2 separate regions of the Homo sapiens genome follow, and region 1 is linked to region 2. A link is a loop called in an ENCODE intact Hi-C map of the cell type or tissue named here. Cell type or tissue: IMR-90. All regions are shown on one strand.

The links. Peaks named below come from ENCODE experiments on the same cell type or tissue, not always from the same donor. Only the 100,000 strongest peaks of a DNase experiment are listed, where the experiment ranks them.
Region 1: a loop joins it to region 2, with 10 times the contacts of the local background. A loop is called at or near these places in 16 of 110 quality-filtered maps.

What each region holds. Positions count from the first base shown.
Region 1 is chr12:118,119,778-118,122,277 of GRCh38, forward strand. LOC101928274 (a long non-coding RNA gene) reads right to left here. Exons shown (of 4, transcript XR_945409.4): 3 at 1,256-1,398. Among named protein-coding and RNA genes, the nearest start is that of PEBP1, 15 kb to the right of the region's middle. RefSeq lists enhancers at 294-1,006, 1,007-1,718, 1,107-1,401, 2,432-2,500 and a silencer at 767-1,061. In IMR-90, a CTCF peak has its summit at 1,293 (motif pointing right); a DNase peak (open chromatin) is centred at 1,274; H3K27ac peaks cover 149 bases.
Region 2 is chr12:117,873,826-117,876,325 of GRCh38, forward strand. The region is part of intron 1 of KSR2 (kinase suppressor of ras 2); the gene reads right to left. Among named protein-coding and RNA genes, the nearest start is that of KSR2, 94 kb to the right of the region's middle. RefSeq lists an enhancer at 1,237-2,037. In IMR-90, a CTCF peak has its summit at 1,199 (motif pointing right); no DNase peak of the experiment used is centred here.

The DNA.
Region 1 (2,500 bases), 250 kb after region 2:
AACACTGCATAAAAGCGCTGCGGGACTCCTCAGCATGAGAGGACTGAGTGCCCTGCGGTGAATTTTCCTTCCAGGTATTTATGGACCTTAAAGCAGGAGCTTAAGGGTAATTTGGACCATATTAGCTGTGTAGGCCACGATACGTGATTACATTTGTAGACATTTTGGTCCCTTAATGTCAGCCAGGGTTTGCACAATGAGTTTTGATATGCATGCATTTCAGAGATGTATAGGAATTCTTGTTACAGACCAGGCGCGTTGGCTCATGCCTGTAATCACAGCGCTTTGGGAGGCCGAGGTGGGCGGATCACTTGAGGTCAGGAGACCAGCCTGGCCAACATGGTGAAACCCCGTCTCTACTAAAAATATAAAAATTAGCTGGGCATGGCGGTACACGCCTGTATTCCCAGCTACTTGGGAGGCTGAGGCAGGAGAATCGCTTGAACCCAGGAGACCGAGGTTGCAGTCAGCCGAGATTGTGCTACTGCACTCCAGCCTGGGTGACAGAGCTAGACGCCATCTCAAAAAAAAAAAAAAAAAAAGAGAAGAGAAGAAAAGAAATCCTAGTTAGAAATTTTTTGAGGAAAGAAGCCTGGAACCAGATGCCAGCTTTAGGTTAAAAATAAATAAATAAATAAAAAGAAAGAAAGATCAACTCAACAAAAGGCAGATTAATTGGAGAAAAGGCATCTAGATTTATTAACGTGAACAAGAGGGGAAACTACAGAGGAATTACCCACACCTCAAGGGAGTGTGAAACATTAAATATCATTTTGAGATTACAGAAAGACAGGGGCTTCCATCCTGGCAAAACGGGTTATTGGAGGGAAAAAAGGAATTTGGGGGAAATAAAGGATTACTAGGGAAATGAATGGGTCAGGAACTAGAAGAGAAATTAACTTGTAAATAGATGTCTTTGAAATGTGAATGAGCCTGACATTATCTTATGAAAGGATCTGTTCAGGTGTGGTTACCTTCTGTGTCTTCCTTTCTGCAATAAAGAGATAACAGAGAGGGAAAGAAAGAACAATTGTTTCTAATTGGGGGGTCTGGATTTTAGGTGGATAAAGGAACTTCCTGTGCTTTTGGATGGGAGGGAATATCAGAGAGATCCTTCTTCAGTTCAGCGTATCAAAGCCTCCATTTCTGAGCCCCAACAAAACAAAAAAGCCAATCCTGCTGGTCTAAACTGGAATTCTAAACTGGGTCAGTCTGGCCCAGGAAGTGGGGCGGGGGGGCGGGGTGACTCACTTACAAACTGGAATCACCAGGTGGCGCTCTCGGCCCTGAACAGAATCTGGGTTCCACAGCCAAGGTCATCTCAGGGATAATAGTTGGTGCAAGCTTCATGGAACTCCAAAAATTTCAGAGATTATTGGTTCAACGAATAACCTTCACCTTCCAGAGGAGGAAAAGTGTCCCAGAGTTGTTAAACAGCTTGCTCAAGGTCACAGCTCATGGACAAAGGCAGGGCTCACCCGCTTGTCCAATCCTGATATTTCTAAAATGTATCACATATAGCTCCCAGACCCATTCAACAAAGCACAGTATGCACCATGCAGTATTTTCTTGTGATAATTCAAAGAATGAACTTTTGTGTATGAATATCGGGAACATTGGTGTCTGTCCTGTGCTATCTGTGGGAACTAGATAGATTAGAGGACCTTTATCCCACACACAAAATGCTCTGGACTACTGTTTCTTTGTTCCAACAGCTACCTACATTTTTGTTAATTCCTCCGAGGGGTGAGGCACTGTGCAGAGGTTTTGGTCCTTCTATTGGTCAGGTTTGTTTATGTTTCTCTGTGTCTTTAGGAAGAGATATTTTTCCATTCTCTGAGCTTCAGTTTATGGCAGTCAGTAAAAGTTGCCAGCAGGGAGGAGATAATAAATAATTGATAATTATTAATATAAATACACTTCTTGACATATTAGCAGCCAACAAACAGGAAAAAATGCTCAACATCATTCATCATCAGAGAAATGTAAATCAAAACCACAATAAGGCTGGCTGGCTCACGCCTGTAATCCTGGCACTTTGGGAGGTTGGGGTGGGAGGATGGTTTGAGGCCAGGAGTTTGAGAACAGCCTGGGCAACACAGTGAGTCCCCCATTTTGAAAAAAGCTCTGTCACCAGGCTGGAGTGCAGTGGCGCGATCTCGGCTCACTGCAACCTCTGCCTCCTGGGTTCAAGGGATTCTCCTGCCTCAGCCTCCTGAGTAGCTGGGACTACAGGCACCCACCACCATGCCCGGCTAATTTTTATATTTTTAGTAGAGATGGGGTTTCACCATATTGGCCAGGCTGGTCTCAAACTCCTGACCTTGTGATCCACCCGCCTCGGCCTCCCAAACTGCTGGGATTACAGGCATGAGTCACCACGCTCGGCCGCAAATAATTTTTGTTGCTGGCCTGTTTCTGTTCAAAATTCTGCAGCCATAGATTTATTCTTTTGGCTAAACATTGTGCTTCCTGGATTTATTTTAATTTTAATTTAATT
Region 2 (2,500 bases):
AGGTGGGCTATTTCAGGTGGCACCTGAAGACAGGTGCCTTATCTGTACCTTTGGATAAGCACAGAAATCAAGAGAGAGCATTTAGATACTTTTATAGCTATTTGATGGAGTAGTCTTATGTCTATTCAATCTAATTTTTTCAAAGTGAGCACTGGATGTTGTTTGCGTTTTTTTGCATTTCATTTCCCTCGCAAATCATCTTTATTCTATTTCACAAAAGTATTGGCTGCAAAATGTCAGAAAAGATAAAGCTGATTCTTTCTTTACCGCAGAAGGCGGGAAAGGCACTGACCCTTCTACTCGGTGAATTTCAGGTATTCATCTTAATCTACCAACATCTCTAAATAAATTATTTTCCAGAATGGTTCCTTGAGTATCATGACAATGCTGAAGTGAGTGTTAGATTTTTTTTTTCAACTTGTTTTGAGACAGGGTCTTGCTCTGTTGTCCAGGCTGGAGTGCAGTGACACAATCATAGCTCACTGCAGCATCAACCTCCTGAACTCAAGCAATCCTCCCACCTCAGCTTCCCAAGTAGCTAGGACCACAAGCGTGTGTCACCACACCCAGCTAATTTTTTCATTTTTTGTAAAGGTAGAGTCTTGCTATGTTGCCCAGGCTGGCCTCAAACTCCTGACCTCAAGCAATCCTCCTGCCTTGGTCTCCTAAAGTGCTGGAATTACAGGCATGAGCCACAGTACCTGGCCCGATTGTAAATATCATTCTACAGATGGGGAAACCAGGCCTTGGAATTGCTGGAATTGTGCCCGTGATCACACAGATAAAGCAGCATCGGGATCGTGATTTGAACTCAGGACCTCTAGTTCCCAGTCCCGTGCTCTCTTCACGATTCTCTGCTGAAACAGACCATCAACGGTTGAGAAGCACAATTAGAAAAGGGCCTTTGTATGGCTTCACCCTGCCAGGCGGCCTAATTGATATTTAGGTCGACCTCAATTCAAGTCCATGCAGAGCCAAACTGAAGAAGAAGAAGAAAAAAAAAAACCCAAAGGTTCCATCTTCAAATAAAGAAACACAGGACTTTTGGAAATAGCACATCTAAGCCGAGCCCACCGTCTGACTCTGCACTGCCCAGGTGTAGAATGAGGTCCCCTGGGCCTGGGGTTAGAGGGATCACAGGTTGCGGAAATCCGACGGAGCTGGAGCCCGGAGGTGTAATTTTCCATCTCCACACCAGGGGGCAGCCTGGCACCTTCCACGACAGATGGAAAATTTTCCGGGCCTTGGCCCATCCGAGCATCCGCAGCGCCTTATTACTGTACTCTGTATTAGCATGGCGGTAAATTTAGCAGCATAAACAACAACAACAAAAAAAATCAAAAAGTCAAGACATGTGACAGAGCTAAAAATAATTGTGTCTGAAATCCCTAATGTGAAATGGGGAACTTTTCACTCCGAATCTAAACCCAAATCCAACCCAGAGACCTCCGGGAACGTCCTGGCCGTTGGGTTTGACAGAGCTCCAAATCCTCACCCCTTAGGTGCTATTTTTTTTTTTTTTTTTTAAGAACGAAAGCGGAGTCCGTGAAAGCTGGGAGGGAATGCAGGACACCATGGGGGCCTTCTAGGGACCAGGCCCTTGCAAGAACCATCCCTGGTGTAAACCTCGCAGCAGCGCCAAGGGAAGGGGCTTGGCTCTCAGCCCATTTTACACACGAGAAAACTGAGGCTCAGTAATGGAACAGGGCTGGCCTTATGGTCACACACATAAAGAGGCAGGCTCCAGAGCCCTCTGTGTCCCTCAGGACTGCCCGTCAGCACCCCATAATCGCTGCCTTCTCCCTAAAGGTACACATGAGCAGCAAAGAGCTCCAGCCTTTGAACTTGCTTGTCCCACCGGCGAGAGCTCTTCTGTCAGCTTTAGGCATAAACAGCCCTTTCCGTTCCTTCAGGTGTCACCTCTGCCCAAGCTCCTCTCAATGCCACCATCACGCCGCCCTGCTTTCTTTCCTTGGTGGCACTTTGCTATCTCACAAATCATCCTGTTTATTGGTTTCCATGGTTACGCCTCCCCCCCACCACCACCACACACCCATCATGTCAGCTCAAGAGAGCACGGGCTTTGCCTGTCATTTCCCCAGCGTTCAGATCCGTGCCTGGCATACAGTCGGTGCTCAATACATTTTTCTTGGTCTTTCAATAAACCAACATCCTTGGTGGTTAAACGCCAGGCCACTAAAAATAAATCCCAAGTCCTTTTCCAAGCGGGCACAGTGCACCTGCAGGACCGGGTCCCTGGTTGTGTTATTAAGGTTCTCGGGTGAGCAGACCCCGTGCGGGTAATGAAATCGCGGCAGCCACAGCCAGCAGCCCCGACGCCTTCCCGCCGTTGCCAGGGCGACCATTGTCATAACATCCCTGGCGCTTGGCGGCCCAGCTGACGGGGGAGAGAATTATTTGACTGGAGAACGTCTCAAGTAACCGGCCAATTTGCATCCACAAGAAAATCCCCTGCTGAGGGAGGGCTGGAGGCCTGGGA